Linked DNA regions of Homo sapiens: region 1 is linked to region 2. A link is a loop called in an ENCODE intact Hi-C map of the cell type or tissue named here. Cell type or tissue: mammary epithelial cell. All regions are shown on one strand. Each heading gives the region's core, and the rest is flanking DNA. Links, peaks and the distances in the headings are about the cores only.

The links. Peaks named below come from ENCODE experiments on the same cell type or tissue, not always from the same donor. Only the 100,000 strongest peaks of a DNase experiment are listed, where the experiment ranks them.
Region 1: it touches region 2 in a loop (10-fold over the local background); 2 of 110 quality-filtered maps call a loop at or near these places.

The regions. Positions count from the first base shown.
Region 1 is chr12:31,981,793-31,994,332 of GRCh38, forward strand. RESF1 (retroelement silencing factor 1) reads left to right here. Exons shown (of 6, transcript NM_018169.4): 4 at 1-4,165; 5 at 5,447-5,530; 6 at 10,586-11,315. The coding sequence ends at 10,743. Among named protein-coding and RNA genes, the nearest start is that of RESF1, 29 kb to the left of the region's middle. RefSeq lists a silencer at 12,096-12,260. In mammary epithelial cell, for the core only: no CTCF peak of the experiment used is centred there; a DNase peak (open chromatin) is centred at 8,469; H3K27ac peaks cover 1,291 bases.
Region 2 is chr12:32,043,023-32,059,150 of GRCh38, forward strand. No RefSeq gene overlaps it. Among named protein-coding and RNA genes, the nearest start is that of BICD1, 56 kb to the right of the region's middle. RefSeq lists a silencer at 840-1,040. In mammary epithelial cell, for the core only: no CTCF peak of the experiment used is centred there; DNase peaks (open chromatin) are centred at 8,709 and 11,179; H3K27ac peaks cover 1,429 bases.

The DNA.
Region 1 (12,540 bases), core at 4,055-12,054, 62 kb before region 2:
CCTCCTTACAACTGTAGATATGGAAGCCAGCCTTTGCAAAGTACTCAGCATATTACTAAACACTTGTCTATGGAAGTTCCTCAGAGTCGAGAAATGCTGTCATCTGAAATAAGGACCAGCTTTCAACAGCAGTGGCAAAACCCTAATGAAAATGTCAGCACAATTGGAAATTTCACTAACTTGAAAGTAAATACCAACAGCAAACAGCCTTTTAACAGTCCCATTAGATCTTCTGTGGATGGTGTTCAGACTCTTGCTCAAACTAATGAAGAGAAAATAATGGATTCTTGCAATCCAACTTCAAATCAAGTACTGGACACAAGTGTTGCAAAAGAAAAGCTAGTAAGGGATATTAAAACATTAGTAGAGATAAAACAGAAGTTTTCAGAACTTGCAAGGAAAATTAAAATCAATAAAGATCTTTTGATGGCAGCAGGTTGTATTAAAATGACTAATACTTCTTATAGTGAACCAGCTCAGAATTCTAAATTGTCTCTAAAACAAACTGCCAAAATCCAGTCTGGACCCCAGATAACTCCAGTAATGCCAGAGAATGCAGAGAGACAAACACCAACAGTAGTGGAATCTGCAGAAACAAATAAGACTCAATGTATGTTGAATTCTGACATTCAGGAAGTCAATTGCAGAAGGTTTAACCAAGTTGATTCTGTTTTACCAAATCCTGTCTATTCTGAAAAGCGGCCAATGCCAGACTCATCTCATGATGTGAAAGTTCTCACTTCAAAGACATCAGCTGTTGAGATGACCCAGGCAGTATTGAATACTCAGCTTTCATCAGAAAATGTTACCAAAGTTGAGCAAAATTCACCAGCAGTTTGTGAAACAATTTCTGTTCCCAAGTCCATGTCCACTGAGGAATATAAATCAAAAATTCAAAATGAAAATATGCTACTTCTCGCTTTGCTTTCACAGGCACGTAAGACTCAGAAGACAGTATTAAAAGATGCTAATCAAACTATTCAGGATTCTAAACCAGACAGTTGTGAAATGAATCCAAATACCCAAATGACTGGTAACCAACTGAATTTGAAGAACATGGAAACTCCAAGTACTTCTAATGTAAGTGGCAGGGTTTTGGACAACTCCTTTTGCAGTGGACAAGAATCCTCAACAAAAGGAATGCCTGCTAAAAGTGACAGTAGCTGTTCCATGGAAGTGCTAGCAACCTGTCTTTCCCTGTGGAAAAAGCAACCTTCAGATACTGCAAAAGAAAAGGAGTGTGATAAACTCAGAACAAACACAACAGCAGTTGGAATTTCAAAGCCTGCTAACATCCACGTTAAGAGTCCTTGTTCAGTTGTGGGAAATTCAAATTCTCAGAATAAAATAAGTAATCCCTCACAGCAGACAGCTTTGTCGATGGTAATGCACAATTATGAGTCTTCAGGTATAAATATAACAAAGGGAACAGAACTTCAGATAGCTGTAGTGTCACCGTTAGTTCTGTCAGAGGTCAAAACATTGTCTGTCAAAGGAATAACACCTGCAGTGTTACCTGAAACAGTGTATCCCGTTATTAAAGAAGGCAGTGTTTGTAGTTTACAAAATCAATTGGCAGAAAATGCAAAGGCAACTGCTGCTTTGAAAGTTGATGTTAGTGGACCAGTAGCAAGTACAGCAACATCAACCAAGATTTTTCCACTAACTCAGAAGGAAAAGCAGAATGAGTCAACTAATGGTAATTCAGAAGTCACACCTAATGTCAATCAAGGAAAGCATAACAAATTAGAGTCAGCTATCCATTCTCCTATGAACGATCAGCAAATCTCACAGGAGTCAAGGAATAGTACTGTTGTGAGTAGTGATACATTACAGATTGACAATATTTGTTCTCTGGTTGAAGGTGATACCTCTTACAATTCCCAAATAGCAAAGATATTCAGCTCTCTTCCCTTGAAAATGGTTGAGCCACAGAAACCTTCTCTACCCAATCAGCAAGGGATTGGCAGCAGAGAACCAGAAAAACAATTAGATAATACCACTGAAAATAAAGACTTTGGTTTTCAAAAAGATAAACCTGTACAGTGCACAGATGTTTCACATAAAATATGTGATCAGTCAAAGTCAGAGCCACCCTTAGAGTCATCTTTTAACAATCTTGAAACAAACAGAGTTATTCTAGAGAAAAGTAGTTTGGAGCATGCCACTGAAAAAAGCACAGCTAACGATACGTGCTCGTCAGCTGCTATTCAGGAGGATATTTACCCTCAGGAAATAGATGCATCCAGCAACTATACTCCCCAAGATCCTGCAAGAAATGAAATCCACAGTGATAAGGCACCTGTCTTATACCTACATGACCAGCTGTCAGAACTTCTAAAAGAGTTTCCTTATGGCATTGAGGCTGTGAATACACGTGAAGGTTCTGTGGGCCAGCAAACTACATACCAGACCTCAGAAGATCAAACTGCTGATAAAACCAGTTCTGACTCCAAAGACCCAGCAGATCAAATACAAATTACAATATTAAGCTCAGAGCAAATGAAAGAAATATTTCCTGAACAGGATGATCAACCCTATGTAGTAGACAAGTTGGCAGAACCTCAGAAAGAAGAGCCCATCACAGAAGTAGTTAGCCAGTGTGACCTGCAGGCACCTGCAGCTGGACAAAGTCGTGATTCTGTGATACTGGACTCTGAGAAAGATGATATCCACTGCTGTGCATTGGGCTGGCTCTCCATGGTTTACGAAGGAGTACCCCAGTGTCAGTGTAATTCCATCAAGAACTCATCTTCAGAGGAAGAGAAACAAAAAGAGCAGTGTTCTCCTTTGGATACCAACAGTTGTAAACAAGGAGAGAGAACTTCTGATAGAGATGTCACTGTTGTTCAATTTAAGAGCCTTGTAAATAATCCAAAGACTCCTCCAGATGGGAAAAGTCATTTTCCTGAACTACAAGACGACAGTAGAAAAGATACACCCAAAACAAAACATAAAAGCTTACCAAGGACAGAACAAGAATTAGTTGCTGGTCAGTTTTCATCTAAATGTGATAAACTAAATCCCTTGCAAAATCACAAAAGAAAAAAATTGAGGTTTCACGAGGTAACCTTTCACTCCAGTAATAAAATGACAGCATCTTATGAACAAGCTTCTCAGGAAACCCGACAGAAGAAACATGTAACACAGAACTCACGTCCACTAAAAACAAAAACAGCTTTTTTGCCAAATAAAGATGTGTATAAGAAGCATAGTTCTTTGGGACAGTCATTATCACCAGAAAAGATAAAATTGAAACTCAAATCAGTTAGCTTCAAACAAAAACGAAAGTTAGACCAAGGGAACGTATTAGATATGGAAGTAAAGAAAAAGAAACATGATAAACAAGAACAGAAAGGAAGTGTGGGAGCTACATTCAAATTAGGTGACTCTTTGTCAAACCCAAACGAAAGAGCCATTGTTAAAGAAAAGATGGTATCAAATACTAAGTCTGTAGACACGAAAGCGAGTTCATCTAAATTTAGTAGAATTCTAACTCCTAAGGAGTATTTACAAAGGCAGAAGCATAAAGAAGCTCTGAGTAATAAAGCATCGAAGAAAATCTGTGTGAAAAACGTGCCATGTGATTCTGAACATATGAGACCAAGTAAACTTGCCGTGCAGGTTGAAAGTTGTGGGAAATCAAATGAGAAACACAGCAGCGGCGTGCAGACCTCTAAAGAATCATTAAATGGCTTGACAAGCCATGGTAAAAACCTCAAAATCCACCATTCTCAGGAGTCTAAAACATACAACATTCTAAGGAATGTTAAAGAAAAAGTTGGTGGGAAGCAGCCTGATAAAATATGGATTGATAAGACTAAATTAGACAAATTAACCAATATAAGCAACGAAGCTCAATTCAGCCAAATGCCTCCCCAAGTAAAGGATCAAAAGAAATTATATCTGAATAGAGTTGGGTTTAAATGCACTGAACGTGAAAGCATTTCTCTCACCAAATTAGAAAGTTCACCCAGGAAGCTTCATAAAGATAAGAGACAGGAAAATAAACATAAGACCTTTTTACCGGTGAAAGGTAACACAGAAAAATCAAACATGCTGGAGTTTAAATTATGTCCAGATATCTTACTAAAGAATACAAACTCTGTGGAAGAACGGAAGGATGTAAAGCCTCATCCTAGGAAGGAGCAAGCCCCTCTGCAAGGTCCAGTATGATTTTCTTGGTGGTGTCTACAATATTGTAAAGAGTCGTAGGTCAATATTTGGGCTAGCACCTCTCATGCTGTCTTGGGCTGCTGGGAAAGACTTTAATGTGTTATGCCACTACCTAGTATTTGTTTTGCCTGGTAAACCAATGTTTCATTGGGCAATATTTGTTTTGTGTTCATTGCCACCTTATTGTAAATTGTAGAAAATTGGTCGTCATGACGAGCTATATGTAAAACTTGCCAGATAGAAATATTTCAGTTAGTACCAAGAAGGCTGTACTGTGAAAAACATTCCACATTCCTTGTGGGAATGTCAGAAAAGTGTCAAGTAGCTAGTAATGTAAGAGTCTTGGTTTTGTTAATTCTCCTTTGGACTTGTAATTTGAAAGCCCTGTGAACTTGAAATTTTGTTCTGAATGTTAGAGGATAAGTAATGATGAATACTGAAGTCTTTTTGTTCATATGGAAATGGGTCAACTAATTGTCCTCTTTGAAACAGTTGATGGCTGTGTTATCACTATATTTAAAATGGTAACATCTAGCCTACTCATAAGATAGAAGAACCTTGAAAGCAGTATTGTCCAGTGTTATAATTTAAAATCTTTAAAGCCAAGCTGGCAGCTATGAATATTAGGTAGCTTAATGGTAGACTTCTCAATGTAGTGCAGGAAGGAAGGAGAAAATTGATAACTAGTTGTTCATGGTACTAAGGGAACATTTAGACATAGTGGATATTATATGTAAAGCATTGTGCTGAGAAAGATTGGAAAACTAAAGGATTTGAATGGAAATTGAAGTCTTTGCTCTGCTTTTCTGACTATATTTGTTGGGGTTCATAAAACAATAGCATAAACAGGATATGTTTTCCTGGAAAAGAAGATAGGGATATATTCATTTTGTAAAAAATTGGTGATTTCAATAGGTTCTTTCATTTGGATCCTTGGAATTTGAGGTGGGGATATAATGGGAACATTGGAAGTGGGTGGGGGCAATGTAGTTTTCTATCTCATGTGTCCTTTAATATCTGGAGATGTATTAACCTCTTCAGTTCATGTGAGGGGAACATAATTACATAGTAAAGATAAACTCATTTTTTAATTGAGGTAAGCATTTCAAATAGAAATCATTTTTCCAGTCCTTTTTTTAGAGTTGTGTTACATGTGGTTATATCTAGGGCCTTTCAAAATCTATTTTCAGCTTACATGATTTTCCTTTGTTATAGTACTAAAGGAGATGATTAGCAATATCTAGAGTTCTGAAAATGAATATTTAAATAGTTTCAGGAATAAAAAGTACAAAAGAAGACTGGTTAAAATTTGTTGCTACAAAGAAAAGGACACAGAAAGACAGCCAAGAGAGAGGTAAAGTCATCTTTTTAAATCTTCATTCACTTATCTCCCTATCTGGTATATGGAAATTGGATTATGGTTATGATATGATTGTAAAGTATGATTTTATCCATGTTCTTTTTTTTTTTTCAGTCATTCAGTGTTTGTGTTTGAGTGGTAGGAGGACATTTTTGTGTTGTCGTGCTGTGGAATGAAAGGCTGAGCTTTATTTTATTTTAATAGGAAAATAAGTCTTATCACAATGAGTTAGCTAAGAGGTTTGCATATTTTACCTGTATAGGACCAGACAGCAAATACTTTAGGTTTTCTGGGTCATAAGGTGTCTGTCCTGACTACTCAGCTCTGACTCTGTTTCAGGGAAATGGCTGCAGATAATATGTAGATGAGTATCAGCTGTGTTCTGATTAACTATTTATTTATTTATTTATTTATTTATTTATTTTGAGACAGAGTCTCACTCTGTCACCCAGGCTGGAGTGCAGTGGCGTCATCTTGGCTCACTGCAACCTCTGCCTCCCAGGTTCAAGCGATTTTCTCCCTCAGCTTCCCAAGTAGCTGGGACTGCAGTTGCATACCACCACGCCCAGCTAATTTTTGTATTTTTAGTAGAGGCAGGGTTTCACCGTGTTGGCCAGGCCGGTCCCAAACTCCTGACATCAGGTAATCCACCTGCCTCGGCCTCCCAAAGTGCTGGGATTACAGACATGAGACACCGTGCCTGGCCTCTAATTAAACTTTATCTACCAAAATAGGCAGCAGGCTGGACTTAGTTTGCCAGACCCTGGATTCAATTATTTACATGTTAATTTGATTAATCTTCAATACAATTTAGGCAAGGATATTTCCATTTTATAGATGAGAGGTTACATCATTTGACTTAAGTTTCATTGCTAGTGACTGAATAGGGACTTGAATCTGGTCCCCTCTTTTCAAAGTCCATTAAGTGTGGTTGAGGTATAGTCAGCCCTCCGTATCTGCGTGTTCCGTATCTGTGGATTCAAGCAACTGTGGATCCAAAATATTTGGGAAAAAAATTAATACAACCATAAAAATAGAAACTTAAAAGACAATATAGTATAACAACTGTTTACATAGCATTTACATTGTATTAGGTATTAAAAGTAATCTAGAAATTATTTAAGGTATGTGTGGGGGGTATGCTTTAGGTTATATACAATATACTATGCCATTTTACATAAGGAACTTAAGCATCCCCAGATTTTGGTATCTATTTGGGTGGATGCTGCAGAAGTGTCCTGGAATCAGTCCCTCTTCAATACCCAGGGATGACTGTATTTTAATAATGAGACCGGTCCTAGCTGTGTTATTTGCTGGGAAGGGATTTGGGCTGAGGACCAACTAGAAAAAGTAGAGCTTTGAGTATTTGATTTTTTTTTTGAGACGGCATCTTGCTCTGTCTCCCAGGCTGGAGTACAGTGGCACGATCTCGGCCTTGCTGCAACCTCTGCATTCCAGGTTCAAGCAATTCTTCTGCCTCAGCCTCCTGAGTAGCTGGGACTACAAGCACACTACCACGCCTGGCTTATTTTTGTATTTTTAGTAGAGACTGGATTTCTCTCACTATGTTGGCCAGGCTGGTCTCAAACTCCTGAACTCAGGTGATCCACCTGCCTCGGCCTCCCAAAATGCTGGGATTACAAGCATGAGCCACCGTGTCCACCCGAATATATGATTTAATTAGTGGAGTGAAAGTACCTTGTTGTTAGGGTTTGGCTTTGAAAACTAAAAGCTAGAGCTCAAGAGTTTTTGTCTTAGTTTTGGTTCATTAAATGGGCAAAGAGGGGGCTGGGCACGGTGGCTCACACCTGTAATCTCAGCACTTTGGGAGGCCGAGGCAGGCGGATCATGAGGTCAGGAGATTGAGACCATCCTGGCTAACACGGTGAAACCCTGTCTCTACTGAAAATATAAAAAATAAGCCGAGTGTGGTGGCGGGCACCTGTAGTCCCAGCTACTCGGGAGGCTGAGGCAAGAGAATGGCATGAACCCAGGAGGCGGAGCTTGCCATGAGCCAATATGTCGCCACTGCACTCCAGCCTGGGTGACAGAGAGAGAGTCTTGTCTCAAAAAAAAAAAAAAAAAAATAGGCAAAGAGGGGTTCAGAGCCTCAAAAATGGAGAGCAGCAGAAACTCACCAAGAGAAACAATAAGAAGCACATTTTATAAAAGGAATTGACAACGGTTGTGAAGAGAGCTTCAAACAAATACTTAGAAGCAGGCGTGTAAAAATTGAGTAGAGGCCGGGCGAGGTGGCTCACGCCTGTAATACCAGCACTTTGGGAGGCCGAGGCAGGCAGATCGCCTGAGGTCAGAGGTTCGAGACCAGCCTGGCCAACATTATGAAACCCCATGCCTACTAAAAATATAAAAATTAGTCAGGTGTAGTGGCACATGCCTGTAATACCAGCTATTCAGTAGGCTGAGACGGGAGAATCACTTGAACCTGTGAGGCGGAGGTTCCAGTGAGCTGAGATCGGACCACTGCACTCCAGCTTGGGCGACAGAGCAAAACTCTGTCTCAAAAAAAAAGTCAGTTAGCATTGAAACATGCATATGGGAAAAACTTGCATCAATGAAGAAATATACTCTTAATCAGAACAGGACAAATAACCTAAAGAGGAGGGAATGAAGAGCAGTGAGAGGCCTGACAGTGGGAAAACAATGCCTCTCGGGTTGGAAGGCAGAAAGCCAAAAATGCGAAAGATACAAATGGGTACGAAGATTGGAGTAAGAAAAAAGCTCCTTGGAAACAGGAGAGACATGATTATCTCAAAGAGAAAGCGAGAGGCATGTTTGGAATCTGAAGCTGAAAACACTCAAAAGACAGATACACAGATTGACCAGAGGCTTCAGAGATAGGCATGAGTTGAATGACATGTGCAGACAGCACAGCAGGATGAGCACTGCACGGTGAATGTGAGGCTGAAATACTCAGAATCATGATGAAAGAAAAACACAAACCAGGTACACTAAGGCAAAGCTGGGTGAGACAGTCCAGGAGACAAGTCATACAGCTTTGTCATGGCACAACAAGACGCAAATAGGTGAGACCTAAGGGAGGAGAAAAAAATCTCAGGTGATGGCTACATGGGCATTTTTATTTACTTATTTTTATTTATTTATTTATTTTATTTTTTAGACAGTCTCGCTGTGTCGCCCAGGCTGGAGTGCAGTGGTGCGACCTAGGCTCACTGCAACCTCTGGTTCCTGGGTTCAAGCGATTCTCCTGCCTCGGCCTCAGCCTCCTGAGTAGCGTGAACCACCTCACCTGGCTGATTGTTGTATTTTTAGCAGAGACAGAGTTTCACCATGTTGTCCAGGCTGATCTTGAACTCCAACCTCAGTGATCCACCCACCTCAGCCTGCCAAAGTGCTGGGATTACAGGTGTGAGCCACTGCGCCCGGCCACATGGGCATTTTTTAAATGCCTATTAGGGGCGAGTGAAGCTGGTTCTGGAGAAGGGATCTCTGGGAAATAGTGAATTATATACCTTAGACAAAGAGGCTGGAGAACAGTGAACCAACTATGAAGTGAGAGAAAAATGCCATGAACTCCCAATCTGCTATAAAGAAACATACATCTGGCCTGGTGTGGGGCCCATGTGTGTCATCCCAGCACTTGGGAGGTCAAGGCCGGAGGATGGCTTGAGCCCAGGAGTTTGAGACCAGCTTCGGCAACATCAGGAGATCCCATCTCTACAAATAACTTTTTAAAAAATTAGCTGGGCATAGTGGTGCGCACCTGTGGTCCCAGCTGCTTGGCAGACTGAGGAAGGAGGATCACCTGAGCCCAGGAGTTGAGGCTGCAATAAGCCCTGATGCAGCACTGCACTCCAGCCTGGGCAACAGAGCCAAGACCCTGTCTCAAAAAAAAAAAAACCCACAGGAGAAACAGATGTCTAAATTCAGTAGCAAAGGTTGCAGCAAACTTGAAGTCCTAAGTTAGGGTAAAGAGATGAAGAGGAAATGACAAGAATTTCTTGGAAAGCAACTTAGAGACCCATCTGGGGCTTCAGTGTTACTAATTCTGAAAGAAAGCAAACGAAAAAGTGGAAGACTGCAGCAGATCTAAAGAACTAACAGGACAGAATACTCCACCCATTCAGGTAGAAAAAGACAAAACAAGACCCCATTATTCAGAAGAAAATAGCTGCAGCAGGAATGAAATGTACAGATAGTCCCTGACTTGGCAGTGGTTTGACTTAGGATTTCTTGACTGTGATGGTATGAAAGTGATACACATTCAGTAGAAAGTGTATTTCGCATACCCATACAGCAATTCTGTTTGTTTGTTTGTTTGTTTGTTTTTTGAGACAGTCTCGCTCTGTCACCCAGGCTGGAGTGCAGTCGTGTGATATCGGCTCACTGCAACCTCTGCCCAGCTAATTTTTGTATTTTTAGTCAAAACAGGGTTTCGCCATGTTGGCCAGGCTGGTCTTGAACTGGCTTCATGTGATCTGCTTGCCTTGGCCTCCCAGAGTGCTGGGATTACAGGCGTGAACCACCATACCCAGCCTCAACATATTTTCAATAGGTGATGGGTCATTATGAAAAAAGGACACTGAAGCTAATGTAACACTGAAATGGTCTCAAGAAACAGGAAACTATAGACATGTTTTAGAATATCCAATACATGGCAAGACCAAAATATGAAACCTATCCTTTTCATGTATTGTTTGGGACTGACTCATATTTGTACTCTTTGTATTGCTAATTTACATAGCTGTTTAAAAGATCACATTCATACTAATGATATGCAATGATACATTTTATTGAGCCAAGAGTAAGGTAGAACAGAACAGCCCAGGGCAATGAGGATGGGGCAAGGAGGCAGGAGTAGAAAACAGCCCCCAAAAGAAAGGCAAGATGTCACGTGTATATAACTTACAATTCTATAAGTGAAGAGCTATGGTTCTGAAACTTTTGCTTAACTCCTTGCCTTAATTTTTTATCCCTCCAATATATATTTTCCCTCTGAATTTTGATTATATATTGATCACAGCTAACATTGAGAAATAAAGTAAGTAAAGTTTTTATTTCCCTTAGATAATGTTAATTCAAGACTCTCGAAGAGAAGCTTCAGTGCAGATGGATTTGAGATGCTACAAAACCCAGTAAAAGATTCAAAAGAAATGTTTCAAACCTACAAACAGATGTACCTGGAGAAGAGAAGCAGAAGCCTTGGTAGCAGTCCTGTAAAATAATTACAAGATGTGGTTTTGTAATTGCCACTGGGAAATTTCTTTCCTTTTCTGTTCAAAATATTTCGCTGAAACTAATGAGAAATGCCATGATAAAGATTTCTCAGAGTTTGGTTCCCACTTTCATTGTATTTCATTGAAAGTGCTTAATTAAAATGGCTTGAGAACTTTGGGTAGCCATGTGTAAGAAATGGATGGTATTCACCGGGGAAACAAGGTATTTGAATTTCTACTTTATTGAACCAGATTTACCATTATTTTAAAAGGAATGCTTATACAAATCAATTTGAAATTCTACCCATCTTGAGGGAGGACCGTTCCTCAGTTAAGGACTTGTTTATTTAAATGGGACTGTAAATATGTTTTGGTTTCTAAGCTATATTAGCAAAATTTATTTTTCAAAAATGCCCACTGTGATGTGAATGTCAAAATATATTCTTAAGTGTTTTATAACTAATTGTAAACTTTTTTTCAGAAGTCTTATTTTATACTTGTGAAACTGAACACAATTTTGGGACAACGTTTAAACATTACTTTTCATACTTGAAATAAACATTTATTTTTTAAAAAACTAATTTGAAACCTTCACAGCTCAGTTTCTTTTTGGTTTCCTACCTTTAAAAGGACGCATTTTGGAAAGTGCTTTCAAAAGCTGAAATGCGAGGTGGCTTATGCCTGTAATCACAGCACCTTGGGAGGCTGAGGCGGGCGGATCACAAGGTCAGGAGATGGAGACCATCCTGGCTAACACGGTGAAACGCCGTCTCTACTTAAAAAAAAATACAAAAAATTACCAGGACAAGGTGGGAGGCACCTGTAGTCCCAGCTACTCGGGAGGCTGAGGCAGGAGAATGGCGTGAACCCGGGAGGCAGAGCTTGCAGTGCGCCGAGATCGCGCCACTGCACTCCAGCCTGGGCGACAGAGCCAGACTCCTTCTCAAAAAAAAAAAAAAAAAAAAGCTGAAATGTCACAGCAGTTGTGCCAGTAGGTATTTTTAGATTGCGTTCACATGAGAACACAAAAAAATTTACTAGGTTCAGGAAATTTCAAGAAACTGGAAGGCAAGATATAACTTTATTTCTAGTTTTACTTTATGACTACGAGAAAAGGGTTGGAGTTTTTGTTTTGAGACAGGGTCTCACTCTGTCGTCAAGGCTGGAGTACTGCGGTGTAGGATGAATGTTCACTGCAATCACTGCTCCTGGGTTTAAATAATCTTCCCGTCTCTGCCTCATGAGTAGCTGGGACTACAGTGTGCTAATACACCTGGCTAATTTAAAAAAAAATTATTTAATTTGCTAATCTTTGTATTCTAGTGTGCTGCCAAAGTGAGCACATAATTTTGTTTTTTTGTTTGTTTGTTTTTGTTTCTTAATGTTTGGAGAATTTTTGTGGTTTTTTTGTTTGTTCTTTGAGACGTACTCCCGCCCTGTTACCCAGGCTGGAGTGCAATTGCGCGATCTGGGCTCACTGCAACCTCCGCCTCCCGGGTTCAAGCGATTCTCCTGCCTCAGCCTCCAGAGTAGCTGGGATTACAGGCGCCCGCCACCACGCCCAGCTAATTTTTGTATTTTTAGTATAGATGGGGTTTCACCGTGTTGGTCAGGCTGGTCTCGAACTCCTGACCTCAGGTGATCCGCCCACCCCAGCTTCCCAAAGTGCTGGGATTACAAGCATGAGCTACTGGGTCCAGCCTGTTTGTTTTTTTTTGAGACGGAGGCTTGCTCTGTCGCCAAGGCTGGAGTGCAGTGACGCCATCTTGGCTCATTGCAACCTCCGCCTCCCGGGTTCAAGGATTC
Region 2 (16,128 bases), core at 5,080-13,079:
TGTTGGTCAGGCTGGTCTTGAACTTCTGACCTCAGGTGATCCACCTACCTCAACCTCCCAAAATTCTGGGATTATAGGCGTGAGCCACCACTCCTGGCCAATTTTTTGTATTTTTAGTAAAGATGGGGTTTCACCATGTTGGCCAGGCTGGTCGTGAACTCCTGATCTCAGGTAATCCACCCACCTTGGCCTCCCAAAGTGCTGGGATTACAGGCATGAGCCACTGCACCCAGCCTTAATTTTTGTATTTTTTGTATAGACAGGGTCTCACTATGTTGCTCAGGCTTATTTCAAACACCTGGGTTCAAGTGATCCTCTGGCCTCAGCCTCCCAAAATGCTGGGATTATAGGCGTGAGCCACTGTGCCCAGCCCCTTTTGTTGATCGCGCCACAATTTTCCAAAACGTTCATAGGGACTCTATATTAGCTTTCTAGAGCTGCCATAACAAAGCACCACAAACTGGGTGGGTTAAAAAAACAGAAAATGTATTATCTTACAGTTCTGGAAGTCAGAGGTCCAAAATCAAGGTCTTGGCAGGGCCATGCTCCTTCTGAAGGCTCCAGGGAAGAAATCTGTTCCATGCCTTACTTTTAGCTTCTGGTGTTGCCAGTAAATGCTTGTTGATACAGCACTTTAATCACTGTCTCCATTGCCTCATAGCATTCTTCCTGGGTCTGTCTCCGTGTCTCTTCTCTGCTTCTCATAAGGACAGCAGTCATATTGGATTGAGTCCATACTACTTAATATAGTTTGAATATTTGTCCCCTCCAAATCTCAAATTGAAATGTGACCCCCAGTGTTGGAAGTGGGGCCTAGTAGGAGATGTTTGGGTCATGGGGACAGATCCCTCATGAATGGCTTGATGCCCTCCTTACAGTAATGAATGAGTTCTTGCTCTATTAGTTAATGTGCAATCTGATTGTTAAAATCTCTCGCCATGTGACACACTGGCTCTCCTTGCCTTCCACCATGATTGGAAGCTTCCTGAGGCTTCCCCAGAAACAGACACTGGCACCTTGTTCTGTTAGAAATAAAAGCTCAGAGTCGTAAAGAAAATGAGCACTCAAACACAAGATTTCTCAGCAAGGCAAATTTTCTTCTGCAGAAGGGTGCAGCTTGCGCCAGTCATTATCGCAAGAGCACACCGAGCAGGGTAGGAAAGGGGTTTTTATCTCTAATGCAGTTCCTAGCACTTCTGTGTCCTTTCCCCATTGGCTGGGGTTGGACCTCACAATCTAAGCTAACTCGATTGGCTAAGGTTTAAAATTGAATAGGGTCTATTAGGTGAAGAGTCCGTTACTAGGTGGGAAAAGAGTCTGTTACTAGGCGGGAAGGCATATCTGGACTTGTCTGGGCATGGCAAAGGCAGGAAGGTTGTTTACAGAACAGGTAGCTAGGAGACAAGGAAGTACAAGGAAGTTGGTTTTAAGAAACAAAGAACAGGGAACGAAAGCTTTTTGAAGAGGAATTTATCATCTCTGACACTTCTTGTACAGTCTGCAGAACTGTGAGGCAATTAAACTTCTTTTCTTTGTAAATTACCCAGCCTTAGCTATTCCTTTATACAATGCAAAATGGACCAAATATAGTACTCAAGTATAACCTCATTCTAACTTAAATCTTAATTACATCTGCAAAGACTATTTCCAAGTAAGGTCACATTCACAGGTACCAGGGGTTAGGACTTCAACACATCCTTTGGGGCAGATACAATGTTGAGGATTGCCTCAACAGACTCTGAAGAAATAGCAATAATATTTGGAATAAAAGGCCTTTCTTGCATTTCATTTTTTGAAAAATATTGTATCATGTTTAGGATGTAAAAATTTTGTGACTTTTCTATAGAATTGTTAGCCAGAAATGTTATATTGAGAGATACATATGTTCTATGAAGTTTGAGTTTTAAAAATGAAGAGAAGGCTGGGCATGCCTGTAATCCTAGCATTTTAGGAAGCCAAGGCAGACAGTTTGCTTGAGCCCAGGAGTTCAAGACCAGCCTGGGCAACATAGCAAAATCCTATCTCTACAAAAAATAAACATTTAGCTGGGGCCGGGCACAGTGGCTCATGCCTGTAATCCCAGCACTTTGGGAGGCCAATGCAGGCAGATCACCTGAGGTCAGGAGTTTGAGACCAGCCTGGCCAACATGGCAAAACCCTGTCTCTACTAAAAATATAAAAATTAACTGTGTATGGTGGCGTGCACCTGTAATCCCAGCTACTTGGGAAGCTGAGGTAGGAGAATCATTTGAGCCCGGGAGGCAGAGGCTGCAATGAGCCGAGATTGGGTCACTGCATTCCAGCCTGGGAGACAGAGTGAGACTCAGTCTCAATAATAATAATAATAATAATAATAATAATAATAATAATAATAAAACTAGCTGGGTGTGGTGGCCTTTGCCTGTAGTCTCAGCTACTCAGGAGACTGAGGTGGGAGGATCATTTGAGCTTGGGAGGATGAGGCTGCAGTGAGCCATGATTGAGCCACTGCACTCTGCACTCCAGCCTGGGCAATAGAGCAAGACTGTCTTAAAAAAAAAAAAAAAGAGGTATTTCTCTTTTAGGGGAGAAGGTTTACCTGGGAGGCATTATGCAGGGTGAGCAGTAATCTATCTGGAGGACACACTTGGGTTTGGTGAAGGTGACACTTCTTCAAAGAGAAATCGAGGGTTGTGTCAAAGACAAAACCCAGAGAAGTAGGCAGATTGATTAAAGAACACTTGAGAGGCAAAGATCAGAGGATCTCAGCAGGGTGCTTTTGCCCTAGACTTATATAGAGAGGAGTAAACAAGCTGAAGTGGGGTGATATGCAGTTGGGGTTGTTTTGTATGCAGAACTGTCTGTCACTTAGCTGAACCAGAAATATTATTCTCAGGGAAACAAATTGTTCTAATCTTAGCTAGTCAACTACAGCAAAGAATGGGAAATTGGAGGATTTGTGTTTGGCCTTGTTGCAGATGAACAAGGGAGCCAACCCTGAGAACCGTGGGGTCACAAGAGAGTGGACGGTGAGTTGTACCTATGTCCTATGCAGAAGGATGGTTCTCTGAGCAAGTCTTCTCCAAGAACACAAAAGAATGGGGGATTTTGAAAAACAAAAGGTGGTGGAGGATGGGGGTTGCATGGGGTTCAGGTTGGGGGTGGGGGTACTGGGGGTGCAGGGTGCTTTATCATCGCTGCTTTCTTTTCTTTTTAAATAAATACATTTTCTTTCTGTCTTCTTTATTTTATTTTATTTTATTTTATTTTTTTGAGACAGGGTCTCACTCTGTCGCCCAGGCTGGAGTGCAGTGGCACAATCTCAGCTCACTGCAAGCTCCACCTCCTGGGTTCACACCATTCTCTTGCCTCAGCCTCCCCAGCAGCTGGGACCACAGGTGCCCGCCACCATGCCTGGCTAATTTCTTTTGTATTTTTAGTAGAGACGGGGTTTCACTGTGTTAGCCAGGATGGTCTCGATCTCCTGACCTCGTGATCTGCCCACCTCAGCCTCCCAAAGTGCTGAGATTACAGGCGTGAGCCACCATGCCTGGCCTCTTTCTGTCTTTATTTTATTTTACTTAAATTTTTTTGATTTTGTTTTTGTTTTGTTTTGGAGTTTTTTGCTCTTGTTGCCAGGCTGGAGTGCAATGACACGATCTCGGCTCACTGCAATCTTTGCCCCCTGGGTTCAGGCAATTCTCCTGCCTCAGCCTCCTGAGTAGCTGGGATTACAGGTGTGCGCCACCACGCCCAACTAATTTTGTATTTTTTTAAGTACAGACGGGGTTTCTCCATGTTGGTGAGGCTGGTCTCAAACTCCCGACCTCAGGTGATCTGCCTGCCTTGGCCTCCCAAAGTGCTGGGATTACAGGCATGAGCCACTGCACCCGGCCAAAAAAAAAAAATTTTTTTTTTTTTTGAGACAAAATCTCACTCTGTTGCTGAAGCTGGAGTGCAGTGGTGTGATCTCGGCTTACTGCAACCTCCACCTCCCTGGTTCAAGTGATTCTCCTGCCTCAGCCTCCTGAGTAGCTGGGACTACAGGCACGTGCCATCATGCCCGGCTAATTTTTTTATTTTTAGTAGAGACAGGGTTTCACTATATGGGTCAGGCTGGCCTTGAACTCCTGGCCTCAAGCGATCCACCTGCCTTGGCCTTCCAAAGTGCTGGGGTTACAGGCATGAGCCACAGCACCCGGCCAAACAAATTTTTTTTGAGACAGAGTCTTACTCTGTTGCTCAGACTGGAGTGCAGTGGTGCCATCTCAGCTCACTGCAACCTCTGCCTCCTGGGTTCAAGCAATTCTCCTGCCTCAGCCTTCCAAGTAGCTGGAATTACAGGCGCCCACCACTAAGCCATGATAATTTATTTTATTTTATTTTATTGTTTTAGTAGAGACAGGGTTTCACCATGTTGGCCAGGCTGGTCTCAAACTCCTGACCTCGTGATCCACCTGCCTTGGCCTCCCAAAGTGCAGGGATTACAGGCATGAGCCACCATGCCTGCCTGATTATCACTGCTTTCCAGAGGTGCAGGGTCTCAGATAAAGGTCAACAGTGCTCAGTGGTCAGGAGGAAGAAAGACCTATGTGTCACTGAGCAGAGACTGTAACTTCCTGCCTTCAGTTATTCCCAGTTACTCTTAGAAGTGTTTTATTTATCTTTGCAAAATGGATCTCACAGTCATGGGGTGCCGCTGCCACAGTGGCGGGGCCCACTTAGTGACTGCCAAACTTCAGACTTGAAAGGGTATCCTTTTGTCAGACTCCAGTGGGCTGTGCAAGAAATCCGGGGAAAGTGCAAGTGAGGCCTCTGAGATGCAGGAAGACCAGAATTCCTAGTCCATTTTATTTTTATTTAAAAAAGCAAGAATTTAAACTTTACTGACATTGATTATAGAGTATGCACTGGATTTGTCACTCTGAATCTATGTCACCGTTATGTGTCACCTCCTCGGGGAAGAACAGAAGCGTCACATTGTGGTGACTTTCCTCCCTGAACCCCTTCAGAGTGCAGCATATTACAGGTTAGGAGTGCCTGGTTAAAGGCAGATGGAATGATCTAGTTTCAACTAAACCTATCTTTACACAACAGATAAGTGGCTTTAAAAGACTCCTACAGAGAAACTGCTGGTTTTCAAGATAACTCTAATAATGCATGTGGCGGCAAACAAGGAGCTGTTTGACAACACTGACATCTATTCCTACAGGCGTAGAAGCCCTTTGTCTACTATTTGACAAGAAAATATAATAAAAATCTAACATAGTTTATTAGAAGTTGGTCAAAACATTCAAAATTACCAACACTGTTTGAAATACGGATTTATATTATTGTTACTATGAGCCTCACCCTAATTGTTGTGTATGAAGAGGTTTCATGAAATGTCTGTTCTGGTTATTACAGCCATGTATCCACCAAGATTTGAAATAAACTGAACTTAGAAGCAGTTCTTGGCCAGGCGCAGTGGGTCATGCCTGTAATCCCAGCAGTTTGGGAGGCCGAGGCAGGTGGATCACCTGAGGTCAGGAGTTCGAGACCAGCCTGGCCAACATGGTGAAACCCCATCTCTACTAAAAATACAAAAATTAGCTGAGCATGGTGGCACGCGTCTGTAATACCAGCAATTTGGGAGGCAGAGGCAGGAGAATAGCTTCAACCTGGAGGCAGGGGTTGCAGTGAGCCGAGATCATGCCACTGAACTCCAGCCTGGGCAGCAGAGTAAGACTCTGTCTCAAAAACAACAACAACAACAACAACAACAACAACAGTTATTTACATCAAGGGTCCCCAAACCCTGTTAGGAATGGGGCCACACAGCAGGAGGTGAGTGGTGGGCGAGGGAGTATTACTGCCTGAGCTCCGCCTCCTGTCAGATCAGCAGTGGCATTAGATTCTCATAGGGGCGTGCACCCTATTGTGAACTGTGCATGTGAGGGATCTTGGTTGCACACTCCTTATGAGAATCTAATGCCTGATGATCTGAGGTGGAACAGTTTCATCCTGAAACCATCCCCACCCCACCACCAGTCCATGGAAAAGCTGTCTTCCACGAAATTGGTCCCTGGTGCCAAATAGGTTGGGGACCACTGCTTCACATCACTATTTCATAGTGTTGAACCAGACTTTCAAAATTAGTGAAATGCAGAACGTACAACCACTGGTCCCCTTCCCATGATAGTGGGAAAGACCTGGGTCTAGAGTCTATATTTTTGTACTTATGAGACATGTTAAAGTATAGTTTTCAAGAAGGTAACAATGTGGCTGTCTGGCAAATATGCAATGAAATGTGTCAAAGATTTTACTTAGCTCACCGATTAATGAGGGAACCAGTAAAGATGCAGTGACCAGTTCAAAGAGCATTTGAGAAACAAGAAGATTTCTAGGACAAGCCATGAGTGTGATGGTTAATTTTAGGTGTCAGTTTGACTGGATTAAGGAATATCTAGAAACTTAGTAAAGCATTGTTTCTGGGTGTGTCTGTGAGGATGTTTCCAGAGGAGACTACCATATGAGTCTGAGTGGACTAAGTGGGGAAGATTCCCCTCAATGTGTGTGGGCACGGTCCAACTTGCTGGGGGCCCAGAGAGAACAAGAACAGAAAGGGAGAATGTGTCCATCTGTCTGCCAGAGCTGGGATGCACTTTTCTTCTTCTGTCCTCGGACAACAATTCCAGGCTCCCGGGCCTTTGGACTCTAGGACTTACATCAGCGGCCCCTGGAGTTCTCAGGCCTTTGGCCTCAGATTGAAGTTATACCATCAGTTTCCCTGGTTCCGAGGCTTTCACACTTGGGCTGAACCACACTACTGACATCCCAAGGTCTCCAGCTCGCAGATGGCCTGTGATGGAACTTCTCAGCCTCCATAATTGAGAGCCAATCCCTCTAATAAATCCTTTTTCCTATATCTATATTTATATCTATATCATCTATCTGATCTATATCTATCATGTCCCATTGATTCTGTCTCTCTGGAGAACCCTAAGATAGTGAATTAAATGTTAATGTCCAACAAGCCACAAATCGGGAGTTACAGTCATGCACTGAATAACAACATTTTGATCAATGGCAGACTGTATATATGACAGCAGTTCTGTAAGCTTATAATGGAGCTAAAACATTCCTATTGCCTAGTGACACTGTGGCTATTCTGACGTCATAGCATACTGGATTACTGGTGTGTTTGTGGTGATGCTGGTGTAAACAAACCTGCTGTGCTGCCAGTCATATAAAAGTATAGCAGGCACACTTATGTACAGTCCATAATACTTTATAATGATAATAAAAGACTATGTTACTGGTTTATGTACTTACTCTATTCTTTGTTGTTATTTTAGAGTATACTCCTACTTATTTAAAAAAAAAAAGTTAACTGCAAAATAGCCTCCGGCAGGTCCTTTAGGAGGTGTTCCAGAAGGCATTGTTATCATAGTAGATGACAGCTCCATGCATGTTATTGTCCCTGAACCTTCTAGTGGGACAAGACGTAGAGGTGGAAGACAGTGATATTGATGATCCTGAGTATAAGTAGGCCTAGACTAATGTGTGTGTTTGCATCTTAGTTTTGAACAAAAAAAGTTTAAAAAATAAAAAAAGCTTATAGATTAAGGATATAAAGAAAGGAAATATTTTTGTATCACTGTACAATGTGTTTGTGGGTTTTTTTTTTTTTTTTTTTTGAGACAGAGTCTTGCTCTATCGCCCAAGCTGGAGTACAGAGGCATGATCTCGGCTCACTGCAACCTCCACCTCCTGGGTTCAAGCAATTCTCCTGCCTCAGCCTCCTGAGTAGCTGGGATTACATGTGTGTGCCACCACACCCTGCTAATTTTTGTATTTTTAGTAGAGACGGGTTTCACTATGCTGGCCAGGCTGATCTCGAACTCCTGACTTTGTGATCTGCCCACCTCGGCCTTCCAGAGTGCTGGGATTACAGGTGTGAGCCACTGCACCCGGCCAATGTGTTTGTGTTTTAAGCTAAGTGTTATTACAAAAGAGTCAAAAGTTTTTAAAAATTTTAAAGTTTAAAAAGTAAAAAAGCTACAGTAAGCTAAGATTTATTATTTAAGAAAATGTTTTCCAGTCTGGGCAACATAGTGAGACCCCATCTCTACAAAAATTACAAAAAGTTAGCTGTGTGTGTTGGCTGATGTCGGTGGTCCCCGCTACTTGGGAGGCTGAGGCAAGAGGATTGCTTGAGCCCAGGAAGTCGAGGCTGCAGTAAGCCATGATCACACTACTGCACTCCAGCCTGGGAGACAGAGTGAGACCTCACAAAAAATTAAAAAATGTTTAAAAATAAATGCCCCACCTGAGCAACATGGTGAAACCTCGTCTCTACAAAAAATTTAAAAACTACCCGGGCATGGTGGCGGGTGCCTGTGGTCCCAGCTATTTGGGAGGCTGAGGTGGGAGGATCTCTTGAGCCTAGGGAGGTCAAGGCTGCAGTGAGCTGTGATCGCACCACTGCACTCCAGCCAGGTGAGAGAGCTAGGCCCTGTCTCAAAAATAAAATAAAATAATCCATCCATAAATAAATAATAAATGTAGCATAGCCTAAGTGTCCAGTGGTTATAATCTACAGTAGTGCACCGTAATGTTGCAGGCTTTCACATTCAATCACCACTCAGTGACTCACCCAGGCAACCTCCAGTGCTGCAAGCTCCATTCATAGTAAGTGCCTGATAAACTACAGGGCACTTTTGGGCAGTTGACTTTAAAGTAAATAGGCTTCTAAATTAACAGCCTGAGGGAGGGCTTGTGATTCATGCAAACATCTTGTCCCTGAGTAACGAATCTTATTGTGAGTTCCTCAAATTGTCAAGTACTGATTAATGCACAACCTCCTGACACTGAAGAGGACTCTGACTCACTTTTGAATCAAATGTCGATATTTTAGCCTTTATATTGCAGTCTGTAGCCAATGATTGTAACCTCTGTGTTGTACCTCCAGTGAAAAGGATGGTTGTGCTGTCAGGAGTCCTCCCTTCTTCTAAACTTTCCCATAAAAGCCTTCCAACTTGTAGCAGACTCCAGAACACTCCCAACTTTGTTAGCGTGTCTTCCCAGGTCAACCATACATATAGCCTAGGTGTATGGTAGGCTAGACCACCTAGATTTGTGTAAGTGTGGCAGGCCAATTCTCCCTGACAATCACACAGACAGGCCTGCATAGCACTCCAGTTACACAGATTTCCACAGAGCTGCCTTAACATTGAGCAAATAGTTAAACCTAGCAAAATCGGCACCCAGACAGCAAAGCTAGAAATGAAACGTATGGTCAGTAGGAGCCTTGCGTGGGCTTCTCCCTAACCTGGAGCAAACCAAAATAATACAGTCTTTCATTCCTAGTGCAGGACCCATCTCGGGTCAACGAAATCTGAGACAGTCAAGGTAACAGAGCTGTTTGAGTAAATTCATTGGAGAGTCTAAGGCAGCACTCCAGACCAAGCTGTAAAGGAGATAAGATAGAAATAATCACTCTGGTACCACAGTACACAGGCCTTGAAGGTACTGAGGCCCTTTTAATCAGACTTAGTAAGCATTAGTTTGCCTCTGACCTTCTAGTTGAAACAAAATTAGTTACCAATAGACTTAGGTGAATGCTATACTGCATGTGGGCATATAACCCCAACCTATATAATCATGAAGAAAATTGTAACACTTTGAGTTGGTCTTGTGGAATTATCTCCAGCCTGCTCCCTGTAACTGGTTACAGCAATAAATTCTCTTCTTTCCTAGTTTTTCTGCTTCTTGTTATTGGGCCCTGAGAAAACGTAGCTGGACCCGGCTTGGTTCCGTGAACATAAGTACACTCTGTGATGTTCACACCATTTGGCTTCCAATAAACCGTTTTTTGTTGTTGTTGTTGTTTTTTGGAGACAGATTCTTGCTCTGTTCCCAGTCTGGAGTGCAGTGGCACGATTTCAGCTCACAGCAACCTCTGCCTCCCAGGCTCAAGTGATTTCTCGAGCCTCAGCCTCCTGAGTAGCTGGGATTATAGACACGCACCACCACGCCCAGCCAATTTTTTTTTTTTTTTTTGAGATGGTGTCTCACATCTGTCGCACATGCTGGAGTGCAGTGGCACCATCTCGGCTCCTTGCAACCTCCACCTCCCGGGTTCAAGAGATTCTCCTTCCTTAGCCTCCCGAGTAGTTGTGATTATACGCTGTGCCACCATGCCCAGCTAATTTTTGTATTTTTAGTAGAGACAGGTTTCGCCATCTTGCCCAGGCTGGTCCCGAACTCCTGACCTTGTGATCTGCCTGCCCCGGCCTCCCAAAGTGCTGGGGTTACAGGTGTGAGCCACCGCGCCTGGCCAATTTTTGTATTTTTAAAAGAGACAGGTTTTGCCATTTGGCTAGGCTGGTCTTGAACTCCTGACCTCAAGTGATCTGCCCACCTCTGCCTCTCAAAATGCTGAGATTACAGGTGTGAGCCACCATACTTGGCCCCAATAAACCTTTATCAAATTATTTGTGCCCCAACAGCCTTAATTTTGGTAAACATGTCCTATACAGGTGTACCATTTTTTATCTTTTATACCATATTTTTACCGTACCTACTTATGTTTAGATACACAATTACTTACCATTGTGCTACAATTGCCTACAGTATTTAGCATACTAACACACTGTACAGGTTTGTAACCTAGGAGCAATTTGCTATTCCATATATAGTAGGCTGTATCATCTAGGTTTGTGTAAGCACACTCTATAAGGTTTGCACGAGGACAAAATCACCTCACGCATTTCTCCCTGCTGTTAAGCAATGTGTGACCTGTATCTGTCCCACCAACAGAAGTTATTTGCATTTCTTCCTGACAAAAATCTTCAAGTTAACAAGTAATTTCACGAATTCTGGGACCCTTAATCAATAGTAAATAATGGGATAAACTTTACGTTACTATGATCCTCTGGCTGAATCCAGCCCACATATTTTGTAAATAAAGTTTTGTTGGAGCCCAGCCTATTTCTTCCTTTGCTTATTGTCCATGACTGCTTTTGTGCCACAATGGCAGTCCTGAGTACACACAGCAGAGATTCTAAAGTCCACAGATTTAGACTTGAGTTCTCAACACAGAAATCCTAAAGCTCACAGTAGAGACAGGGTTTCTACCTGACTCAGAGCCTGAGAAATTTACTATGACTTAGAGCCTGAGAAATTTACTATGTGAACCTTTACATGCTGGGGAAAGCCTGAGGGTCATGACCAACTCAGCACTCCACTGGAGGCTATATGATAAAAGAGCAAACTGTTTATCACGAATGCAGGATGTGGGGAAACTCACATCTGCACCTGCCACCAGAAGGTATGCTGAGGGCAATCACTCCCTGGCGCCGTGCTCCTTGAGGTTATCTACTGGAACATCTGGAGCCTACTGTTCAAAGAAAGCAGTTATGCAGGCCTGCACTAAGTGAAACAGCTGACTGACAACCACCCCCTCCTCATTATTTCCTTTACTCAATAAATACAAAGGGCTATAGAAGCTCAGAGCCCTTGTTCACTAGAAGCAAGGAGACCCCTGACCCCTTCTTCCAAATATACTTGTTTGTCTTTGTCTTTATTCCCGCATTCGTCCTCCTTTGTTCAGTCCACCAGGGTCCGTGGCACAGTGGAGCCTGAGGGTTGTGACCAACTTTTACAAATAAAGTTCGTTGGCCCTCACTCTAGACAACCCTATGATGATCTTTGCCACTGCATGAAAGTGAAATTGTCAGAAGCATGTGAACCAGAGCAACTCCATCTTGAATAGGGGCTGGGTAAAATGAGGCTGAGACCTACTGAGCTGCATTCCCAGATGGTTAAGGCATTCTAAGTCACAGGATGAGGTAGGAGGTTGGCACAAAATACAGGTCTTAAAGACCTTGCTGATAAAACAGACTGCAGTAAAGATGCCAGCTAAAACCCAACAAAACCAAGATGGCAACAAGAGTGTCCTCTGATTGTCCTCTCTGCTACACTCCGTCCAGTGCCATGACAGTTTACAAATGCCATGGCAACGTCAGGAAGTTACCCTATGTGGTCTAAAAAGGGGAAACATGAATAATCCACCCCTTGTTTAGCATATCATCAATAAATAACTATAAAAATGGGCAACCAGCAGCCCTCGGGGCTGCTCCGTTCATGAAGTAGCCATTCTTTTATTCCTTTACTTTCCTAATAAACTTGCTTTCACCGTACTCTACTGACTTGCCCTGAATTCTTTCTTATGCAAGATCCAAGAACCCTCTCTTGGGATCTGGATCAGGACTCCTTTCCTGTAACAAAAGGATGTGCTATTTAGCTTTTTGCCTTATTTCCAAGTTTTGCATACTTTTTCTGACCAACACTTGAGAACCTTTAATATATAGTTTTTCTGTTTCCATTGTCTTCAGTTCCAATTGTCTTTTGGTTCCAATTCTCTAAGTTTTAATTCAACCAGTGTTTACTGAACACATACTATGTACCAGAAGCTACTGCAATGAATGGAACCTAGCCCTCACCTTCACATTTTGTGAGGAAATCAAATGTGTGACTGTGAAGGGTTCTTCTTTTAGATAACTCTTTTTTTTTTTTTTTTTTTGAGACAGAGTCTCACTCTGTCGCCCAGGCTGGAGTGCAGTGGCACGATCTCAGCTCACTGCAAGCTCCATCTCCCGGGTTCACACCATTCTCCTGCCTCAGCCTCCTGAGTAGCTGGGATTACAGGCGCCTGCTACCATGCCCAGCTAATTTTTTGTATTTTTAATAGAGACGGGGTTTCACCGTGTTAGCCAGGATGGTCTGGATCTCCTGACCTCGTGATCTGCCCTCCTTGGCCTCCCAAAGTGCTGGGATTACAGGCGTGAGCCACCGTGCCTGGCCAAGAGGAGAACTGTAAGTCCAATCTAAGGAAGATATCCTAGATATGCGAAGATTGAAGGCAGGGGAGAAAGAGAAATAAGACATGTTAATAGTTGCTAGAGGGAAACATGTGAATTTGTTTTGGGGACTCTTTGGTTTTAAGAAAATCACTTTGGCCAGACACGGTGGCTCACACCTGTAATCCCAGCACTTTGGGAGGCTGAGGTGGGCGGATCATGAGGTCAGGAGCTTGAGACCAGCCTGACCAACATGGTGAAACCCTGTCTCTACTAAAAATACAAAAAAATTAGCCGAGCATGGTGGTGTGTCCCTGTAATCCCAGCTACTCAGGAGGCTAATGCAGGAGAATCACTTGAACCTGGGAGGCAGAGGTTGTAGTGGGCCGAGATGGTGCCATTGCACTCCAGTCTGGGTGACAGAGGGAGACTCCTTCTCAAAAAAAAAAAAAAAAGAAAGAAAGAAAGAAAGAAAAGAAAATCACTTCAATAGGCCTTTTGATTGTGAAAAAGTGAAGGCAAAGTCCTATTTTAAAAAGGAGACATTTGAAGTGAGGACCCAGCTCTGATTTTTTTTTTTTTGCCCAAATTCCTGTCTAAGAGATCTGGGGAGTCATGCCCTACAAACTATAAATTCTCATCAGATGGGTTTTATTTAACCTTATATATCGTGTTTTACTTTCCAATCTGACTCAGGCATAACATTACGTGACAAAGAAGAAAATCAAAATATTTTATCCCAAAACATGTTTCTTTGCCATATTTTGAAATGGCCCTGCAAGCCATCCTTTGTGGGGGAAATTTTGCATGTGTAAAGAATCTCTGTTAACATAGCTAGATCTTTTCCTTCCAGGCCCTCTCAATCCTGAAGAAATTAACTAAGAGTCTAGCACCTTTTAAAGGTCTGAATAGGAAATATTTGCCATCTATTGTCTCTAAGGGCAGCCACTGTGAAACTTCAAAAGAACCTCGATCTCCATAATCTTTTTTCTTAACCCGAATATTTCCTTGCTATTAATCCCAGGTCTTTTTAAATTTTTATTTATTATTTATTTATTTTTTTTTGAGATGGAGTCTCACTCTGTTGCTCAGGCTGGAGTGCACTGGCGTGATCCTGGCTCACTGCAACCTCTGCCCCCTCGAGTTTGAGTGATTCTCCTGCCTCAGCATCTCGAGTAGTTGGTATTACAGGCACCTGCCCTGTGCCTAGCTAATTTTTGTATTTTTAGTAGAGACAGGGTTTCACCATCTTGGCCAGGATGGTCTTGAACTCCTGACCTTGTGATCCACCCGCCTTGGCCTCCCAAAGTGCTGGAATTACAGGCGTGAGCCACCGCGCCCGGCCAATCCCAGGTCTTTAGACAAACTCAACCAATTGTAAACCAGAAAATGTTTAAATTTACCTATAGCCTGGAAGCCCCCTACCCCAACCTTGCTTTGAATTGTCCCACCTTTCTGGACGAAACCAATCTGTTTCTCAAATGTATGTGATTGATGTCTCATGCCCTCCCTAAAATGTATAAACCCAAGCTGCACCCCAACCAACCTCCTTGGGCACATGTTCTCAGGACCTCCTGAAGGCTGTGTCACAGACCATGGTCACTCATATTTGGCTCAAAATAAATCTCTTAGAATATTTTACAGAGTTTGACTCTTTTCGTTGACACAAGCAATAGGAAGGTAAACTGTTCTGCTCAGGATCATAAAACCTTGTCTTTTTTTTTTTTTTTGGAGACGGAGTCTTGCTCTGTCACCCAGGCTGGAGTGCTATGGCATGATCTCGGCTCACTGCAATCTCCGCCTCCCGGTTTCAAGTGATTCTCCTGCTTCAGCCTACTGAGTAGCTGGGATTACAGGTGTGCACCACCACACCCAGCTAATTTTTGTGTTTTTAGTAGAGACGGGGTTTCACCATGTTGGCCAGGCTGGTCTCAAATTCCTGACCTCAGGCAATCTGCCCACCTTGGCCTCCCAAAGTGTTGGGATTACAGGCGTGAGCCACCATGCCTGGCCAAAACCTTGTCTTTTTATTGTGCCTTGTTTCAGTAATAAATATGTTGTAAGACACTTTTCACTATACAACTACTTATACACACAATATACAAAAATCAACAAAATGCTTCAGTCGAAGCACACAGGAGTGGTAAAAGTAAAATAATTTATATTAAAAATAATATATACAGTCGGCACACCATGTGGATTCAATCAACTGTGGATGAAAAATATTTGAAAAAACAATAGAACAATAAAAATGATACAAATAAACAATACAGCATAACAACTATTTACATAGCATTTTCATTGAATTAGGTGTTATCAGTAATCTAGAGATGATTTAAAGCAGGAGTGTCCAATCTTTCGGCTTCCCTGGGCCCCATTGGAAGAAAAATAATTGTCTTGGGTCACACATAAAATATACTAACACTAACGATAGCTGATAAGCTAAATATACATATATATAGCAAAAAATTCATAATGTTTTAAGACAGTTTACGAATTTGTGTTGGGCCACATTCAAAGCTGTCTTGGGCCGCGGGTTGAACAAGCTTGATTTTTTTTTATTTTTTACTTTGTATTTATTTATTTTTTTGAGACGGAGTCTCGCTCTGTCGCCCAGGCTGGAGTGCAGTGGCGCCATCTCGGCTCACTGCAAGCTCCTCCTCCCGGGTTCACGCCATTCTCCTCCCTCAGCCTCCCCAGTAGCTGGGACTACAGGCGCCTGCCACCACGCTCAGCTAATTTTTTTTTGTATTTTTAGTAGAGACGGAGTTTCACCGTGGTCTCGATCTCCTGACCTTGTGATACGACCGCCTCGGCCTCCCAAAGTGCTGGGATTACAGGCGTGAGCCACCGTGCCCGGCCGGAGAAGCTTGATTTAAAGGACAGAGGAAGATGTGTGTAAGTCATATACAAATACTGTACCATTTTATATAAGGAACTTGAGCATTTACAAGTTTTTGGTATCCTTAGGGGCCCTGGAACACCCTGTTTGATGCTGAGAGATGACTGTAGTTAACAGTCGCATTACTTGGATATGATAACATCAGAAGGCATAATGAATAGTGAGATGCTTGGGCCTCTATGTTGAGGACGAAGCTCTGATTTTTTTTTTTTCCCCAAATTCTTATGTAAGGAGTCTGGGGAGTCATGCCCCACAAATCATCAGTTCTCATCAGATGGGTTTTATTTAATCCTGTATATTGAGACTTACTTTCCAATCTGACTCTGGCCATGGCAAGGAAGAAAATAAAAATATTTTACCTCAAAACATGTTTCTCTGTCATATCTTGAAATGGCCCTGCAG